Regions from separate parts of the Homo sapiens genome. Here region 1 is linked to region 2. A link is a loop called in an ENCODE intact Hi-C map of the cell type or tissue named here. Cell type or tissue: heart left ventricle. All regions are shown on one strand. Links, peaks and the distances in the headings refer to the core of each region. The heading gives the core; the rest is flanking DNA. Region 1 has its middle 96 kb from the start of LINC02380. Region 2 has its middle 160 kb from the start of LINC02380.

Region 1 (5,390 bases), core at 149-5,148, 60 kb before region 2:
TTAGGACAGCTTTCACAAACTGCAAATGAAGGGATATTTGACACGTTTTAAGGTAAAATAAATATTTAAGAAGTATATCTTTTTTCAACTCCCACATTAATTTATGATGAAAATCCTTATTTAAAAAGTGAATTTTAAAAATACTAATGGCTGAATCCATTTCTAAATGGAAGTCAAGAGACTGTATTGTACTAAATAGATTTCTGACTTTGAATAGCCATTCAAATATTCTAGCCTATTTTAAAATCCATAAAATGAAGGTAGTAGATAAGATAATTTCTAAAAGTCCTTCCAATTGGTATATTCTATAGTGTTACCACCCTGTGGAATATACCAATTGGAAGGATTGGTATTTCCTCCAATATTTCCAAGAGTTTGCCTATTTGGAAAACCATTGAGCTTGGGCTGAATTTAGGTGAAGAATCTAATCACCCTGGCAAAGGGACTTCCCTTTGGTTGGTTAACACAGAAAGCAGTTGTTAAAATGATTGGCATAGTGTATGCTGTCCCAAAGAGGCAGTGACAAGAACTCTGACAAGACTATTGAATGTGCCAGTGTGTGTAGACAAAGCACTCACTGCAAATAACAGAGAAGTTCCCTGGGACTAAAAGATATTCAAGTAAATTAGGGGACTAACTTAAACCTACTAACCTAGGATGCACAGTGTTAAGATTGAAACCCTAGCCTGGTCCCTAGCATTAACTAAAGCTTTTTGTCTTTTTTCCCACTACAATAGTGCCAATTAAGAATAGAGTGTCAGCTGAGAGAGGTGTATAATAGAAAACACTGACAGATTCTTAACGCTAACAGCCAGAAGAGAGTTGCTTTAATAAGGTGTCCTGAAGCAAAGGAATTTTTTAAGAAATGGAGAAAAGAGAAAATTACTAAACAGAGATGAGATGAGCCGTAGGTAGGTATGGGAAATCTGATGTGGGAGTCCTGCCTGAGGCTGCGCAAAAGCAGAATCAAATCACACTGGAAGTAAAGTCCCCTCTTTTAGACCCCACTCCACCCCCATCTGGCTCAAGTTAAGCCCATTCCTGGCCTAACGGTGTCCTAATCCGGAAGCCAGTGACCAAGCCTGTGAGCCTATCCTGGACCCCACCCCTAGGGCTTGGCACTTTCTGCACACAGAGGAAATGTCCATGGGATATAGACTTTAAAAAAAAAAAATCATGCTTAATGTAGTATCTTGTAAAGTCTCTTCAGTATGAGCAAGGTCACATTAAGTAAATAAAATATCTCAAGTGGAACATCAAAGCAAAAACACTTGGAGTGACATTATGCAATGTGATTACCCAGAGGTATAGCAGGACTCCTCTCTGATCCTCCTTTGGGGACTTGTCTTTTACTTTTTATTATGAAAATTTTAAACAAACCAAAAGTAGCAAGAACATCAAAACATCTCCATGTAGCCATCATCCTGTTTCAGGAATTATCAATATATAGCAAATCTTGTTTCATCTACATACCTCGCCATTTCTCCTTTCCTCCACTGTATTATTTTAAAGAAAATCCACACAGAAAATTATTTCATCTGTAAGTATTTTGGTATGAATCTCTAAGAGAGTCCTGTATTTCTTAACATAACCACAAGATCATTATCCTATCTCAAAAAGTAGCAATAATTTCTTAATCATAAAATATTCAGTCAGTGTTCAAGTTTCTTTGGAGTATTTCTTGGAACAATGAGGGTCAGGCAATAGAAGACAAGCTGAGAGTTCTACTAATAGATGGAAAGAATACAAATAATAGCAGTAGCAAAATAAATAAAACAACTAACCTTGAAGTGCATACATAGTTACACCAGAAATGCTTCCTAAACCAACAGCCTGCAGTCTACAGCCAGGCAAAACCACCTTCTGCCTCCTCAACGTCAGTCCCTCAAGTTATTCTGCTGTGGCTTATCTTCTCCTTTGAGGCCATTACGTGTAATACTTATTTTACAACCAAGTATGGGCTGAATAAAAAATCCAGAGGAAGACCCTATATCCATTCCCAGAACATGATAGCAAGACTAGATCTTGTCACCCAGAAAGGCCAGTATTAAACAGGTCCCAACAGAGAGCCCCAAATAGGACCCTTAGAAAGGACCCTTTTGCACCAACAGTGGTGAATCTGCCATTAACTGAAGTCGTAAGAATGACTCTTGAAAGGATTGGAGGAATTAATAATGATGAAGAAAAAGGGTTCTTGAGTTGAATTTTCTAGAATCTAATCCCAATTCTCAACTTGCATGCTGAGCAAACTCGGGCAAGCTCATTAATCTACTTGAACCTCAAGTTTCTGAAATGTTAAATGAGGTCAGTAACAGGATCTATCTCCTAGTTTGATTTTGAGAATTAATAGGGACAGCACATGAAAAATACCTCAATGCCCAACCACGCTGGATGCAGGACTTTTAGTGTTAAAACTGGGAGAATACCAGACAAACCAGGACAGCTGGTCCCCATAACAGAGGTATATGTGGCACAGAGAGCATCCAATACCTACTATCACCTACCAGTAGCAATTGAGGCACAGTAGTGTTTTCATTCTTCATCAAATGAGATAATAATTGATAATTTCCCAAGCAACTCCAAAATAGAATTTACTCTTTCTCTCACTAGTGATTTTCCCAACTTTGCAAGTATTGAAATACGTTGAAAGTGGATATCAGGTCTAATTTAGTGTACTTGATGCATCATTTCCAAATTTAACTGACCATTAAAATTTTCTGAGGAGTTTTCTTAATATGCAGATGCCTAGGCTCCCTGGATTAACATATTTCGGTTAGGATATGAGAATGTATATTCTTGTTAAAATTCTTCAGCTGATTCTTAATTCCAAAATGTATTCTAATCAGAAGGTTTTATGATTACAAGTATCTCCAAAATTTTCTTATTTCTCACTAAAAATGTATGTATTACCAGGAGAACCAAAAGTCTAACTCTTAAAATTTTACAAAACTTTATCTCAGTGTTTTGGGGAGATGTCGTAGGGTTCAGGATTTTGTTTTGTTTTGTTTTGTTTTGTTTTTAATTGGTTAAAGTAAAAATCGCACCATCTGCTTCTGAGGCTGCGGTAGATTTCTCCAAGGCAATTCAATCATACGAGAGAAAACGAGTCACCGAGTGCCTGACTCCCCTGACAAGTGACATAACTCTGTCCTGTTCTCCAGCCTGCAGCAAAAGACTGGCTATGACATTAGAAACAGGGGAGAATGTTCCAGTGGCTGTCCTGCAGTCAGGATAATGGAGAGGTGTTAAGTGATTGATATCAGGTCACCCAGCAAGCCAGGGTGCAGTGCCAGAAATAGGATTGTGTCTCCCACTCGGTGGTCCATGGTCCGTGTAATACACCCTGAGGATATGGGAGCGAGGTCCCTCGTCTGAGTGAAGAAGCAGAGAGGGACTTCCATTTAGAGGTTCATAAATGCTAGTCTGAAAGGAAGAAGAAAATTCCCCTTTCATGCTCAAGAAAGCCTAAACCAACATGAGGGAGTAAGGAAATGTTATTTAGTTTTATAAGATGAAAGATTGCTGTATTTACTCACTTCCCACCAGTACCATGGAGGGGCTTGCTTTTCCCAATCATTCTTCATGCTTGGCCTCACACAGTGCTTCTTGGAAGGCAGACTGGGGCAGAAAGATAAGAGGTGATTGCTCTAGCTGGCCTAGAAAAAATGATATTTTTCATTTTCTTTATAAAGCCATATACTATCTAAGATGATTCCATTTCTGAGTGCATGACTCAATGCAGTCACTTCAAAGGTATAATAAGTAAAGCACTAAATGTCACTGGAGGCCCTGAAAAAAAAGATTATTTTATTTTATTTTATTTTATTTTATTAAGTTCCGGAATACATGTGCAGGATGTGCAGGTTTGTTACACAGGTAAACGTGTGCCATGGTGCTTTGCTGCACCTATCAACCCTTCACCTAGGTATTAAGCCCTGTGTGCATTAGACATTTATTCTGATGCTCTCCCTCTCCCGACACCCCATGACAGTTCCCCATGTGTGTTGTTCTCTTCTCTGTGTCCATGTGTTCTCATTGTTCAGCTCCCATTTATGAGTGAAAGCATGCTGTGTTTGGTTTTCTGTTCCTGTGTTAGTTTGCTGAGGATAATGGCTTCCAGTACCATCCATGTTCCTGCAAAGGACATGATCTCATTCCTTGAAAAAAGATAATTTATTTTCCCCAAAAGTTAACCTATTTTTAAGAAATAATTCTGTTTAGGCTAAACTGTTTATGTGTAGTTATGTATTTCTTTTTAGAATATTTTCATCTTTTTCATTTCTGTATTTCTGACACGTAGTTAATCAATTAATCAGTTCCTCAAGGGTAAGAATTAAGCTTACCTTTAGACACACAAACACACACACACTTCCTACAGCCCACCTTAGTACCCCACACTCAGGGTACTTAAATAATATTTTTAAATTGTTCAATTACAGAAGTAAATAAACATATTATATCATTTCTATATTTAAGTAAATTAAAAAGAATTATGGATTGGATGGCAAGGTGTTATGAATTGAGGGCATGAGTAGAGGAAATAAATGTCCATTTATTTATTTATTTATTTGTTTGTTTATTTTGAGATGGAGTTTTGCTCTTGTTGCCCAGGCTGGAATGCAATGGTGCAATCTTGGCTCACTGCAACCTTCAGCTCCCGAGTTCAAGAGATTCTCCTGCCTCAGCCTCCCAAGTAACTGGGATTACAGGCATGCACCACCACACCCAGCTAATTTTGTATTTTTAATAGAGATGGGGTTTCTCCACGTTGGTCAGGCTGGTCTCGAACTCCCAACCTCAGGTGATCCACCCGCCTCGGCCTCCCAAAGTGCTGGGATTACAGGCTTGAGCCACTGGCGCCTGGCCCCATTCATTTACTTTTTGTACCTCAAAAATTGGATAAAATAATGTTAGAACTATTGGTGGCATTTGTATGCTTTTCTATATTCTTAATATGTATCTAATGAAAAAGAAATAAAAATGTACAAAGCTAGCAAGTATGAATAATAGTCCACCAACATAAGTGTGCAAGAAACAGTACTATATTTTCTATAACTCAAATTGCTTTTCGACTCCATGGCCTTTTTTCCCTGGACTGATGGAAATTGTCACCTTGGCTTTTTTTCTAGTGTCAGGGATATGGAGCAGCTGAGCGAGGATATTAGTCCACACCAGCTGGACCTATGCTTACTTATTAAAGCACAGTGGTAGTCTTCCTCCACCAAGTCAGAGTTGAGCCTTGAAGATGTAGTTGAGAGAGGAGAGGAATGGAAAAGACAAAGCTGGGATCTTGGTATGATGGGGCAGTAGAAAGAAGAGGAAACAGCACCAGAGAGGGAGCCTCCCATCTAAGGCATAGCTAGCTCATTTCCAAAGAAAGCAACCCTCCC
Region 2 (5,390 bases), core at 138-5,137:
AAACACATCTAATCCACCAAACAGGTCTGAACCTGTCTTAGTCCTTTCTGTCCAGCTATAACAGAATACCACAGATCGGTTAATTTATAAAGAAAATCCATTTATTTCTCACATTTCTAGGGGCTGAGAAGTCCAAGAGCATGGTGCCAGCATCTGGCAAGGGCAATCCCATGGAAGAAAGGTGGAATGCAGAAGTGAGCATGTGGGATAGAAAGACAGGAAATCAGGCTGAACTCATCCTTTTTATCAGGGGCTCACTCCTGAGGTGATTAGCCCACTCCCAGGATAATGACCTTCATCCATTCATAAGGGTGGGGCCTTATGACTTAATCAAATCATAAAGGCACCATTTCTCAATACTGTCAATTGGCCACTAAATTTCCACATGAATTTTTAGGGGACAGTCAAATCAACTGTTGTAACCACTGAAGTGTTTGGAGGCTCTTAATCTTCAGGAAGTGTAATAAAACTAGCTGTGGAAAATGATGAGGAAAGGAGAGAAATGTTTTTTTGTTTGGTTCGTATACATATAAATATTACCTAACAAACATTTATACCCCAATTACCATTGGCCCTGATCTAAGTCTTTTATATATATTAACACATGCAATCCTAAAACAGTTCCATCAGATAATTAATTAGGCCCACTCTGCACATGAGGAAGCTGAGGCACAGAGCAATTTGGTGATGCGAAGTTATACAACATGTAAGCTGTAAGTTTGCAACCTGCGGAATAGGAGAAAATATTTGCGAACTATATGTGCAATAAGGGGTTAACATCTAAACTGTATAAGGAACTCATACAACTCAATAGCAAAAGCAAAAGCAAAAACAAATGTTCTGATTTTACAATGGACAAAGAACCTGAATAAACAGTTTTCCAAAGACATACAAACAGTTAACAGGTATATGAAAAGGTGCTCAACATCGCTCATCATCAGAGAAATGCAAATTCAAACCACCATGAGACATCACCTCACACCTGTTAGAAAAGCTATGATCAAAAACATAAGAGGTAACAAGTGTTGGTGAGGATGTGGAGAAAAGGGAAACTTTGCACACTGTTGGTGGGAGTGTAAATTGGTACAGCCATTATGAAAAACAGTATGAAGGATCCTCAAAAAATTAAAGCTAGAACTCCCTTGTGAACCAGCAATCCTACTTTTGGGTATATATCCAAAGGAAATGAAACAGTATGTCAAAGAAATCTCTGCACTCCCCTGTTCATTGCAGCATTATTCACAATACCTAAGATATGGAAAGAACCTAAATGCCTATAGATGAATGAATGAATGAATGAATGAATGAATGAATGAAGAAAATGTGGTGTGTCTATATAAATGTGGTATATATATGTATGTATACACACAGACACAAACACACTAGAATATTATTCAGCCTTTACAAAGAAGGAAATCTTGTCATTTGCAACAACACGGATAAATCTGGACAATATTATGCTAAGTAAAATAAGCCAGACACAGAAACACAAATACTGCATGATCTCATTCATTTGGAATATATACATGTTAAACTTATAGAAACTGAGAGTATAATGGCAGTTTCCAGGGGCTGGGAGTGGAGGAAATGGGAAGATGTTGTAAAGGGGTACAAATATTCAGTCAGACAGAATGAACAAGTTCTGGATATCTAATGTACAGCATGGTGACTATAGTTAATAATAATGCACTGTACACTTGAAATTTACTAAAAGAGAAGATCTTAGGGATTCTCATCATAAAAAAAGCTACTAACTATGTGAGGTGATGGAGATGTTAATTAGCTTGATTGTATACATCATTTCATGATGTATGCATGAATGTATGTATATGTATTCATAAATAAGTGTATGTATTATATATGTATGCAGTGTACATATATATCAAAACATCACTTTGTACACCTTGAATATATACAATTTTTATTTGTCAATTACACAGAAAAGCTGGGGGAAAAAGTTGTGAGGATGCTAGTCAAACCAGGTGGCCTGGCTCCACTGCCCTGCTCTTAACCACTGCTCCACATGGCTCTTCAGCTCGGGATGGATACCTATTCCAGTATAATACTGAAATATCTCACTTGGGGAAAATTAAAGATGCAACAACAATAAGCCAGCAAAGGTCTACATCCTTTCGTCTTCTTTTTTCCACCTCACCCAGGCAAATGCCTGAGGCTAAAATAGTACTTTCCAAAGCGCCTGAACAGGGATAGGCATCAGAGTAAACAATACTGGGTAAAATCATCTGTGACGCATTTTCTGCCATTTTCTTGGTATCTAGTTTCCCCTAACCCCTCTCTTCTCACTCCAGTGCCCCAGTAGCTCTTGGCAGAGGCTTAAATGGGTCACCTGGGGCAGCCCTGGCTTGAGCTCTGCTTGCTGCCTCTGGCCTTATCTGCAATGAAGCAGCCGCTGCTTGGTGTACAGCAATTCTCAAAGGTCATCAGAGGCAGCTGCAAGCTTGGCTGGAGTTAACACAATTCGTTAAGCAGGCGATGAGTCCTCCAGAGCTGAGTGAACGCCTACATAGCTAACATATTGACGCTATTCCAAGTGGCTTCCTTCTGTCCTCGCCTCTATTGCCCATGCTGGATATACTAGTAGTTCATGCTCTTGACTTGAACCTCTGCTACTGTAGTGCTGTGAAGGCAGAGGACTCAGAGCTCAATTCAGCTGCATCTTTTTAAATGCCAATGAAGGGAAAAATCACTATAGAAGAGGCAAAGGGCTGCAACATTAACATCTACAGAGAATTTATTCTTACGAAATCCCATCGGGAAGTTTCAAGTATTATCTCAGTTAGCCCTTCCTACCACACTATGCAGTATTACTCACGTTCTTTAGGTGAGGAAAATGAGAAGACAGAGAAAGTGACTTGATCAAGGTCTCACAGCTAAAAAGTAGCACAGCTGATTTAAAGCCATTCCTGTGTGACCCCCACACCTCTGCTTTCCCCCACCGCAATATGGTGGTGTGCTAAAGGAGCTCACAGTTAAGTGAGTAAGGCCAATGTATAAAAAACTAACAGAGCACAAAGTAGAATTCAAAAGTGGCCATAACAGAGGTTCAAGATGGAAGACAGAGGAAGGAACAAGTCATTGCAACTAGGAGGCTTAGACAAAGAGGTTGCTTTTGAGCTAGATCTTGAAAACTAAGTAGACTAAAGAAGTTGTATGAGCAAAAGGACAGAGTCATAAAAGAGTGTGTAGCAAAAGCTACTAGCTGTTCACAATTATCCATTTCCTCTTCTTCTACACTTGGCCAGATTATCTTTCCTAAAACTCCTGTGCAATTCAGTATGGCCACCCTTCTAAAAATTCTAGCTAATGGAATATGATTAGAAGTGATGACTGACGGGGCTGGCCCAGAAACCCCTCACATGGGCTTTCTGTCCAGTTTACCCTCTAACTGGCTGGAACAAAGATGACCAGGGCAGCTCTGGATGCTGCGTGCTGAAGACCGCAGAGCTCTCATCAGTTTGACTCTCGACTAGACCTCATGGAGGAGAGCTCTCCTGCCTACCAGGAGCACCTACGTTGGATTCTTTAGTGAGTAAAACATATATGAACTTCTACTGTGTTTGAATCATTCTGCATTGGGGTCTACTTGTGACAGGAGCTTGTGTTACCCTAAATAATACCAGTAGTATCCTTAGGTGAAGGTGAACAGAGAGGCACCCAGGCAATGTTGCGGAAGTAGCCTGGACACCCCAGTGGGGGTAGATCGAGGTGGGCCACATTAAAGAGTTGAGATTTCTTCTGTTAGCAGCAGGCAAAGTAAATTCACACTCTGACAAAATTAGTCTGTATATAGGCAAAATGAGTTTTGAAGGCCACTTTATGAGCATCTGACATTTAAAACTGTATGCTGGGCACTAACATGAGTACCTCCTTACACAGTCGATCTTTTATTTTGCAAAGAAGTAAGCTGCTAGAAATGATACCTATGCTTCAAGTTTTGTACTTTCCATTTTATTAATGAGCATTCATTGATTTGGTTACATGTTTTAGTTTTAGTTCCACCAACATACGCTATAATTGGCATCTGACAATGGAAGAGAATACCCAAGTTAGAAATACACAAATGCTCCTACTCTAAGGACAATTGAAGAACAAACAGAAACAAAGATTGCAGCTGGCATTATGTTGTCAGAGAAAGCAGAATGTTGTAAAAGATATTCCTATGCTCTTTCAGACATACTTTTCCCAAGGCCGGAAATGTGGCATACAGCCCAAGACAGGCTGGAAATAAGAAGTATATAAAAACAATACTGCAGAAAAGAACAACGAAAAATTAATTGGAAGTAGAAAGCACGCACATTAGTGTGAACTTAGTTTTCTGAATCAACAGTTTCTCTCTAAATGCAACCCAAAGATGAATGTTGGACATGGCTGGAACATTGTGATAGGGTGACAGGACGCAGTGGGGAAAAGCGTTTCTCAATTTAGAGGAAGCATGAGGTTGATTTTAAGAACACCAATTTTGGTGGACTCCAAGGGAAGTTAACCTAAGTAGAGAAGAAAGATAGAAACAGAAGTTAGAGTGGTAAACAATGTGAATGCAGGTAAAGAGATTTAAAGATATATTGATCTAACAGAATGAACCAAAAATTCAGTCATGCGGCCACCCCTAGATGCAGAGAAGCCGGGAAATGTAATTCAACTGTGTGCTCCAGAAGAAGAGAATATGGATTTCTATGACTGAGTGATCATCTCAGTCACGATGTCCTTCTATGATTCATATCACTGTCTTAGAATGAAATTGTATGTCCCCCTTTTTTTTTATTTTGGTGTGTAGACAGACTGGCATTGGTTGACATATAGTTATTGGATAGATAGGTGTGGCTAGCATTGTCAGGCTTTCAGAACTAGAAAAAAATGCCAGAGACTTGATTCTAGCCCTGAAAGACTTCATTATGTGTTATGTCATGGGTAATAAACAAAGGAAATGAGATCCAGGAAATCCAGAGTTATAATTTAGACTTTATCAGACTGTTGCACTAGTTGAGCTGCAACAAGGGACGAAACTACAGGGACTTAAATAAGATAGATGTTTATTTCTCTGTCACATAATAGTCTCGATGAGAGTTGGCATGAATCAAGTAGGAATGAGAGAAAGGGAGGGCAAGTTTCTTTTCTTTTAAAGGTGCAATCCAAATTTACACAGATTACTTTCTTTCACATCCCATTGGCCAGACCAAGTCACATGGCTAAAGCTAGGCACAAAAGAGGCTGGAGGTGTGGTTTTTTGTGGAGCAGCCACATGGAGCAGCAGAAAACTTTCATGAAGAAAGAGAGGAGAATAAATATTGGAAGTTGGTTTTTGTTGACTTCACCAAAAAAGTCAAAGAAAGTTTCCATTTATACACCCTAATAATGTACCAACCTGATGG

What was found. Hi-C counts contacts between places; a loop is a spot of excess contacts. Peaks named below come from ENCODE experiments on the same cell type or tissue, not always from the same donor. Only the 100,000 strongest peaks of a DNase experiment are listed, where the experiment ranks them.
Region 1: it touches region 2 in a loop (11-fold over the local background); 2 of 110 quality-filtered maps call a loop at or near these places.

The regions. Positions count from the first base shown.
Region 1 is chr4:57,327,291-57,332,680 of GRCh38, reverse strand. No RefSeq gene overlaps it. Among named protein-coding and RNA genes, the nearest start is that of LINC02380, 96 kb to the left of the region's middle. In heart left ventricle, for the core only: no CTCF peak of the experiment used is centred there; no DNase peak of the experiment used is centred there; H3K27ac peaks cover 294 bases.
Region 2 is chr4:57,267,586-57,272,975 of GRCh38, reverse strand. No RefSeq gene overlaps it. Among named protein-coding and RNA genes, the nearest start is that of LINC02380, 160 kb to the left of the region's middle. In heart left ventricle, for the core only: no CTCF peak of the experiment used is centred there; a DNase peak (open chromatin) is centred at 2,385; H3K27me3 peaks cover 82 bases.